Regions from separate parts of the Homo sapiens genome. Here region 2 is linked to region 1. The links are chromatin contacts, found by Hi-C or POLR2A ChIA-PET in ENCODE. All regions are on one chromosome and are shown on one strand. Each heading gives the region's core, a stretch centred on a gene start or an enhancer-like site at or near the end of the contact. The rest is flanking DNA. Distances are from core to core; before and after follow the strand shown. Region 1 overlaps ANKRD12 (ankyrin repeat domain 12). Region 2 overlaps PIEZO2 (piezo type mechanosensitive ion channel component 2).

Evidence for each region. A loop is a pair of places that touch in the nucleus more often than their neighbours do. ChIA-PET counts read pairs that join two places held with the same protein, here RNA polymerase II (POLR2A).
Region 2: a map of transverse colon shows a loop between it and region 1 (28-fold over the local background). The contact joins two enhancer-like sites. A Hi-C loop is called at or near these places in 1 of 168 maps with a recorded cell type or tissue (transverse colon). POLR2A ChIA-PET finds 5 or more read pairs at or near these places in 1 of 52 experiments (activated T-cell).

Annotation. Positions count from the first base shown.
Region 1 is chr18:9,182,514-9,187,297 of GRCh38, reverse strand. It overlaps ANKRD12 (ankyrin repeat domain 12), which reads right to left. Exons shown (of 13, transcript NM_015208.5): 2 at 4,779-4,784. Among named protein-coding and RNA genes, the nearest start is that of ANKRD12, 48 kb to the right of the region's middle. Within about 2 kb of position 2,242, at least 3 of the 41 ENCODE cell types and tissues checked have a DNase peak (open chromatin) inside an H3K27ac peak, as active enhancers do.
Region 2 is chr18:10,833,841-10,838,624 of GRCh38, reverse strand. All of the region lies in intron 7 of PIEZO2 (piezo type mechanosensitive ion channel component 2), which reads left to right. Among named protein-coding and RNA genes, the nearest start is that of MIR6788, 77 kb to the right of the region's middle. Within about 2 kb of position 2,849, at least 2 of the 41 ENCODE cell types and tissues checked have a DNase peak (open chromatin) inside an H3K27ac peak, as active enhancers do.

The sequences.
Region 1 (4,784 bases), core at 993-3,492:
TACAGCTGTGTATCAACACATCCAGCTAATTTTTTTTTTTTGGTAGAGACGGGGGTCTTGCCCAGGCTGGTCTTGAACTCCTGGCCTCAAGCAATTCTCCTGCCTTGGTCTCCCCAAAGCACACATTATAGGCATGAGCCACCATGCCCAGCCTCATTTCTAAAAATGTTATGGGGAAAAACAACTTAGCAGAACCCAGAAGTTGACTTCAATGCCACTCACTATGAAAAGACAATCGGCCAGGCGCAGTGGCTCACGCCTGTAATCCCAGCACTTTGGGAGGCTGAGGTGGGCGGATCACGAGGTCAGGAGATTGAGACCATTCGAGACCATCCTGGCTAACACGGTGAAACCCCGTCTCTACTAAAAATACAAAAAATTAGCCAGGTGCGGTGGCGGGCACCTGTAGTCCCAGCTACTCGGGAGGCTGAGGCAGGAGAATGGCGTGAACCCAGGAGGTGGAGCTTGCAGTGAGCTGAGATCGCGCCACTCCACTCCGGCCCGGGGAAAAAGAGCGAGACTCCGTCAAAAAAAAAAAAAAAAAAAAGACAATCAAAGAAATACACATTGCAAATATACACATGAATGATGGTCATGCCTTCTACCCCCTACCCCAACTTCTTCACTTTGTCTTAAAAAGGAGCAGCAACATGGTCTATACCTAGCATCTTTGGAATAAAAACTACAGCCCTTCCTCTCAAGGTAAAATAAGGGGTTAAATATTCACTGAAAGACTGAGGAAAATACTTCTAACAACAGCTTTTGACATCAAACTGCTCTGAAATCCCAAAGCATGGCAATTTAAGTACAGCGCATGTTGCCTTAGATGAGCTTCTGATCCTTACCCAAACTACTGATCTTGAAAAACATACAGTTAAACAGAGACTGAGAATAAATACATCCCTTTATGTAAGCCAAAAATTTGTTAACTAGAGGAATGTAATAGTTTGTATTCATTCTTGCCATTTATTTTATAAATCCAATGATTAACAAGTATTCTTAACTTACCTAGGGAATGTTTTAAACAGAAATATGTTAGTGAAGTATTTGGTTTTTGCTATTGTTGCTACACTTTTAAGAAATCACACTTTTTCGCGCCACTGCACTCCAGCCTGGGCGACAGAGCGAGACTCCGTCTCAAAAAAAAAAAAAAAAAAAAATCACACTTTTAGGAGGGCAATATTCAGGCACTACTTATTTCGTGACAACTTTCAAAAGATACATGAAAAGTACATAGGAACAATTAAAGCTTCATTCAGTTTAGCCTCATAAATTCAAATCCAAAAAGTGGCATCAAGCAGCCCAGATGAATTTCCACAAATATAATCTTCACTATACTTAAACATGCAGAAATAAAAGTTATAATGCTTTCTTCAAATCTAACATTGCATTCTGTCCCCACATCTCCACGCAAACTACTTTCATCAAGGTCATTTAAAATGTTTCAATGGCCTCATCTTTCCTCTTAACCTCTGTTGCATTTGGCAGTGCAGACTCTCTCTTCCCTTTAGCCATTCTCTGTGGAACCTCCCTTGGTTCTCTCTCTGTCCTCCTCTTTCCTTGTCTCTTTACTCCTCCTAAAATATTTGAATTCCTCAGGGTCTATCCTCCTCCATTCTTGTGCCACTTTATACACTCTTTGTACACTCTTCTCCATACTTTCTACATATCCTCATATATTTATTTCCAATCCAGACTTGTTTTGAGTTCTTACACTCATATGCAACTGCCTACTAAACATTTCTACTTGAATGTTCCCAGGGCCAACTCAGTTCAGCAAGTACAAAGCAAACTTATTCAAAACAACCTGTTCTTTCTCTTGAATTTCCTTTCAGGAAATGGCCCAATCATTAACCTAGTAATGGAAACAAACCTCAGAATGGACCCAGACTATTTTTTCTTCACACACAAGTTTAATTCATTCAACAGCTTTTCGATCTGCCAACTTCTCTTCATCCCAAAAGCCACTGCCCACACTGCCTCCTACTTATATTTTATCAAATAGCATTCTGACTGGTTCTTTCTATGACCCTTCCCTCCTGACTCACTGACTACAGAATAAGTTCCAAGATCCTTTGCAAGGCACACAAGGCTATAATGAACTGCTCCTTGTCTAGTGCTAGACTCACCTCCTATCCTCCATCCTTCATAGGCTACATCCCAACTGAAGTTTGTTTTTCATTTGCTGTTTCTTTCGCTTATACTACCCTTTACTTTCACTTTCCTTCTGGTCAAATACGGATTCATCCTTGAGAACCCAGATTAAGTACCTAATTCTACTATTAGGCTATCGCTGAACCTGTTAAGTAGCATTCTCTCCTTTTTTCCTCCCATCACTCAGTAGTTTCATTAATGAGCTTATTACACTGGTATAGCAGTTCTCAAATTATAGTCCGTGAGATCAACTGAGGAGATCTGCAACGTCAGTATCTTCATAATAACATTTAAGATGTTATTTTTATCTTTCTCATTCTCTCAAGAGTATATATTGGGGTGAAACTTCTAAAATTGATTGTGGTTGTGACCATACAACTCTGTAAATATAAAAACAACTGAATTGTATACTTTAAATGTATGGCATGCGAATTATATCTCAATAAAGCTACTTATTAAAAATGGCAACATCGGCCAGGGTGTGGTGGCTCACACTTGTAATCCCAGCACTTTGGGAGGCTGAGGCAGGTGGCTCACTTGAGGCCAGGAGTTTCAGACTAGACTGGGCGACATGATGAAACCCTATCTCTGGGCATAGTGGTGTGCACCTGCGGTCTCAGCTACTCAGGAGGCTGAGGTGGAAGGATTGCTTGAGCCTGGGAGGTCAAGGCTGCAGTGAGCTGAGATCACACCACTGCACTCTCCAGCCTGGGTAAGAGAGCAAAATTCTGTCTCAAAAAGGAAAAAAAAATGGCCATATCAAGATATTCCTACCTAGATCAAAAAAAGACTGACAGAAACCATGGCTGAAGACTTGCCTTATAGTAAGTACTAAGGAAAATTCTTACACCAGATAGTAACTTAAATCCATAGGAAGAAATTAAGAACACCAAAATCAGTAAATTTGTAGGGAAATCTGAAACTACATAAACATTGATTTCTCTTATTTCTTTAAAAGATAACATTTTGTATCAAACAATTATAACATTCTTTTGTTGGGTTAATCACATATCTAGATGTAATCGATGTTATATAAATAACACAAAGGAAGAAAATGGAGCTATATTGAAGCAAAGCTGCTATATTTTACTGGAATTGTGTCAATATCAACCTGTAAGTAGACTGTGATCAATTAGGATGTGTATTACAATCTCCAGGATCAACATCTAAGATAATACATCAAAAAACAGTTTAAAAAAATTAGAGAAATTAAAATTGTACACTGAAAAATATTTAAAACCAAAAATGGCAACATAAAAGAGGTAACAAAAAAGACATGAAATATACAATAAAGAGCAAAACTGCACATATAAATTATCATCAGATATAAGTCATAGCAATAATTACATTAAATGTAAGTGGACTAAGTACTGTAATCAAGAAGAGTTTGCCAGTGTAATCGGGGAAAAAAGGGGGGCGAGAAGTAAAGGTAATCAAACAAAAAAAGAAATATCCGGACTGGAAAAGAAGTAAAATTATCTTTATTCACAGATAATATGATTCCATATGTAGAAAGTCCTAAGGAATTACAAATTGTTAGAACTAATAATTGAGTAAGATCACAGGATACAAAGATAACTACATCAAAAATCAATTATATTTCTGTACTAGCAATAAAGAGCCCAAAATAAAATTATCCATAGTAGCACTGAGAGAATAAGATACTTACAAATAATTTAACAATAGAATGCAACACTTTTACACTGAAAACTACAAAGCACTACTGAGACAAATTGAAGATCTAAGTAAATGAAGAGCTATTCCATGTTCATGGATTGGAAGACAATATTAAGATGGCAATACAACTCAAAGTGATCTACACATTCAATGAAAAAATTCAATAAAATTCCCTCAAAATCCTAGCAGGTACTTTTGTAGAAACTGACAAGCTGATCCTAAAATTTATATGAAATCATGAAGGACTCAAAACGATTCTGAAAAGAATACAGTTTGAAAACTTACACTTCCTGATTTTGAAAGCAGATATGGGGTTGCCTGGAGGGTTTAGGGTTGCAGTGGAGACTGACTACAAATGGGCAACAAAGACCTTTCCACAATGATGGCAATGTTCTAAAACCTTATTGTGATGATGGTTGCGCAACTCCGTTAGTTAAAAATGTCTGGAAACACCTCAGACATCTTTCCGTAAGAAAATGGCTTTTAAAAAGACTTTAAAAAGTAAACAGAAAAAAAATTCAAAGACAATGTATAAAACCAGAGATAAGGAGAGACTAGGGATAGCAAGACCAGTTAGGAGACAATTGCAGGAGTCCAAACGAAGGTTCTGAGGGTCTAAATTAAGTAGGAATGAAAAAGGATAGATATAAAAAGACAGAATTACAGGTCATTGACAATGACTAATAATAAAAATTTTTCCCTCTCTCAATATTTCTTAATTGCACAATCTTAGTAATTGTGTTTTACTTAGTAGTTGTGTGTTCACCTTAAGGAATGATAAACAATCACTTCCCCAGGAATCCAATTTATTTCTAAAGGGCATAAATGGTTTGGATTTATCTGGCATCCATATTGGTTTTTATCTTACGAGAAATCACTAAAAATACTTAATTGGGAGTCTTTTTCCCAGTTCAAAAAGTCAACAAATCTTTAGTATAATCATATACCTTTCT
Region 2 (4,784 bases), core at 1,600-4,099, 1.7 Mb before region 1:
CTCTATTTGTCCACCACCAATCATAGTTCTGAATACAGCACACCCTGCACCTGATGCAAAATTGTCCTATGAACAGATTGCTTTTTATTATAAGGCAGTATCCTGCAAACATAATATGAAGCCCAATTACAGTAAATTGGCAAATAGTTAAGACATGTTTGTGCCCCCAAAAGCTTCAGAAGCATGATGCAGAGCCCAGGGGACTCAGTGCAAAGTTTTTCCAAGGTTGAAAAAACAATGTAGTGTGAAATCTATCAGATTACAATTTGCTCACACACAAAATAAAATATCTATGGGTTTGGCATGGAAACATGTTTAAAGCATAAGTAAGAAACCAATAAAAAAAAGATGGTTAAACATTGGCTGTGTTTTCCATATGATGCAAGGCAGGGGGTAGGGTGGGAAAAGGAATTGGAAGCCGAACTAGCAAAAACTTATTGTAAAAGACAGTATTATAGGATGGGATGCCACAAGAAATGGAGAGAAACTTGCTGGAAAGATACCTTAAAGATACTTTAAAGACAGTTCTAGCCTTTTTCCCACAGAGACGCTTGTGTAACATGGAGGAAATTTTGCTGGGTGTGGTGGCTCATGCCTGTAAACACAGAACTTTGGGAGGCCGAGGCGGACAGATCACCTGCGATCAGGAGTTCGAGACCAGCCTGGCCAACATGACGAAACCCCGTCTCTACTAAAAATACAAAAATTAGCCGGGCATGGTGGCAGGCACCAGTAATCCCAGCTACTCGGGAGGCTGAGGCAGGAGAATCACTTGAACCTGGGAGGTGGAGGTTGCAGTGAGCTGAGATTGCACCATTGCACTCCAGCCTGGGCGACAGAGTGAGACTTCATCTCAACAACAACAACAACAAAAAAAAATGAGGAAATTTTATAAAATGGTTGGGAACACAAACATTGCTTTGTGAGGATATCTGACTACCCATGCCTTTTTGATGGTATGTCTTTGTTTTCATTCATATGTAAAAATTAATTCTGTTCTGTCCACCCACAGTTAGATTTTAGGCCTTTTCTTACATAGATTGTACCATAGAATTTTGGATTGGGAAGAGATATTGATACCATCTACCAGTGGTTCTCAAGCTTTCTTGCTGGCCCCAACATTCTAAAGGATGTGCATGGTGGTAAGGATGGGTCATCCTCATTACCCCCATTCCAGCGAGTCCAGCGTGATGGAGCACTCTACAGGTACCTGGATCAGCACTGTGGTATGGAAGGTGAGAGAGGCAAGATGGCTGCAGTTGGAAAAGGTATTCTCAGAAGATGCTGTGTTCCCCTCACAGGGGACTTCTTTTCTTCCCTTGAGGATCAGTGAGAACTTAAAGGCTCTTCTCATTCTAGACTTAGGAAAGTATAAAAACAAAGTTAGTGAAAGCTGTCAAAATAAAATCCCCTCAAAGCATTGATTTCCAGGTTCTGTTACCGTCCACAACAGGAGTGCACACCATCCCCTCCTCCTCACATGCTTCTTGGCATGGAAAGAGTTGTGAGCAATCCCTGTGCGAAGAGTGTTTCTTTGCCTAAGAAACTAACATACAGGTTATGAGTGTGTAAGAGTGATTATACCCCACAATAGAAGAATGTGTGTTTTGCTGAAACCAAACCACAGTTGTGAGTATCCTCAGTGGCCCTTCCCCTTCCTTTGATCATATTACCAAGATGAAATAAATACATTTTTCTTGGCAAAAAACCAAATATTAATAATGGAACATAAAACAATGTTGTAAATTCTGTACATGTTCCCAACCACCACTCCAAATCCTCCCAACCTGTGCAGATATTACCTCCCCTTAAGAGATCCAGTTCACTTGAGCAGGATTGAGGTTCTATTCCATCTTAAAGAGGACACTTGTATCCTCTTGTTTGCCAATGCCATCAATATGGTATTAAGCTCTGACCTAGGCATAAGACAAGTTTATGTTATACATTGTCATAATAATGATATCGTTGTAGCCAGGATTTCTTGACCAACTATTATAGGACATGGCCTATGGTGTGACTTTATATGTTTGACATCATATACCTCATTACCTTAACCTAGTAATTAGCCACAAAGTAATGGAATTAACAATAGCTTCACATTAAACAGTTGCAAGTGATCTGGTTTCTAGTTGTAGCTCCTTTCCTCAATATAGTAAGTGACCTTGAGCAAGTTACAGCCGGGCTAGCAAAGTGGGGAGGTATTGGGTAGGGATGGGGAGGAGACAGGAGTGGAGAGGGAGAGGTCAGCAATTGCTAACATTTTTTTCATCTCAAAAATATTCATGATTTGAAATAGATCCACAAGCCTTCAAATAAGTGAGCCAATAAGCTCAGGATGGGATTGTTTGCTTAGACAGGAGTCTACTCACTACTGAGAGTCAGCATTATAAATTCCAGGAATCATCAGTCAAGGGGGAAGAGTTGATCTAACTCCCAACTCTTAAATAGGAGATAAGGGGAGTGATCCTGGAGCATAACTAAGTGTGTCGAGAGTAACTTTATTCCATTTTGTGGTACTTTGCTCATGTAATCCAGTACCTGGGGGAATCATCACAAACTGTTCATAAAGTCACAGGAAGGAAAAAAAGCATAAGCGACATAGGCTTATTTGGACCTGTTTACATTAGTTTCTGACACTGATATTACTCTGTCAGAGTGAGCAAACATTTTTCACAAAGGACATTACTATAAAAACTTTCATCCGATCTTTGCAATCGAGCATTTGCAAAAGTACTGTGAGTCAGAGTTGGACTTTAGTACAAATTACTCGAAATTTAAATGATCAATGTAAGAACTCAGGCTGGACGCGCTGGCTCATGCCCGTAGGCCAAGGTGGGCGGATCATCTGAGGTCAGGAGTTCGAGACCAGCCTGGCCAACATGGCGAAATCCCATCTCTACTAAAAATACAAAAATTTGCCAGGTGTGGTAGCACGTGCCTGTAATCCCAGCTACCTGGGAGGTTGAGGCAGGAGAATCACTGGAACACAGGAGACAGAGGCAGCAGTGAACCGAGATCGCGCCACTGCACTCCAGCCTGGGTGACAGAGCGAGACTCCGTCTCAAAAAAAAAAAAAAGAACTTGGTTAGGAGTTTTACTGTGTAGCTAAGTTTGGTTCCAGGCATTCTGCCAATATACCATTATGTGCATATTTTAATGAAATGATGGTGTAAAGAATGCTGGAAAAATAGAGAAAAGATATCTGGAAAGTTTCTCTGTCTTTACAGAAAGATCTGTTTTGTATTTGACAACAAACACTCTTCTGTGGCTTCTTGTTCAGTATTCTAAATATGGAATGTCTCTTTCTCATCCTGTGTTTTCCACCTCCTTACCAAAAAAAAAAAAAAATGAGGTCATTGGAGAGGCCTTTAACCTAGGAGAGCTGCAAAGACTGTTTGGGCTGTTATAATAATATACTGTAGGTTGGGGGCTTAAACAACAAACATTTATTTCTCATAATTCTGGAGGCTGGAGAGTCCAAGATCGAGGTGCCAACAGAGTCGGTGCCTGGCAAGGGCCCTCTTCCTGGTTCACAGATAGTACCTTCTAGATGTGTCCTCACATGATGGAGGGGTGAAAGAGCTCTCTGGGTCCCTTTCATAAGGGCACAGATCCCTTTCATGAGGGCTTCTCCCTTGTGACCTAATCGCCCCTCAAAGGCCCGACTTCTTAATACCTTCACATGGGGAGTTTGGCTTCAACCTAAGAATTTTGGAGGACACAAACAAAACAAAAGCTTATGATCACGCCCTTGTGAAAGTGAGAGTGATGGAGGCAGGTGTGGGAAAAGGGCACTGGAGTTTCTTGTGAAAGCTAGCGGGGAAGAAACTTAAAGGAAGAGCCTTTCTGAGGCTGGTGTTCTAGGCACCCTGCCTTTTCTAGGAAGCCTGGCCTTGTGGAAAGGGAAGGGCTTTGGAGTTCAGACAGGCCAGGCTTCCTCTCTGATCTAGCCTCCTGCGGCTTTGGCTTCTTCTTCCTACAGTTGCTTACATGATACCTACCTCATGAAATCAGAGAGGTGTTAAAACAGGCTGTGGGTGTCAAGTGCCTGACACCCAGCAGGGATTCAATCACATTCTGTTGCATTCTCCCAAAAAGACTCTGTGACTCCATCATGAGGGATTAAAGGGGAAGCCGGCACCTGCATCACAGAGTGGGGCTGGGCTAATAGTGATAATATCATAGTTGTAATAGTTAAGGTGTATTGAGCACATAGTATTGTCGGGTGCTAGTTACTTCATTTAATCCTCCCAACAACTCCATAAGGTGTGGTCTACTTTATTATGCCCATTCTAAAGACAGGAAAATTGAGGTGTAGATAAGTGATTTGCTCCAAGTCACAGGATAGAGATGGCAAAGCCAGAGTTTGAATTCAAATCTGACTCTAAGTATTTGACAGCACAACAGAATGACTACAGTCAACGATAATGTACTGCATATTTTAAAATAACTGAGAGTGGAAATGGAATGTTCCTAACACAAGGAACTGATCAACGCTGTAGGTGATGGACACCCCACTTACCCTGATGTGATTGTTACACATTGCATGTCTGTATCAAAACATCACCTGTGCCCCATATACACTTACCCATAAAAAATAAAAACAGAAATTAGCTTAAAATGTTTAAAACTCTAATTCTGAAGCCTGTATTCTAAATCACTCTCCTATTCTGCTCTTCTACTGCATGGAAAAGTTTTGAGGTCTGTAGAAAAGCAACAAAGACAAGGATTAGGAGGAATGTGGTCCAGGGCCAAGCCTGTGTTGACAAGGGCAACCTTGGCTT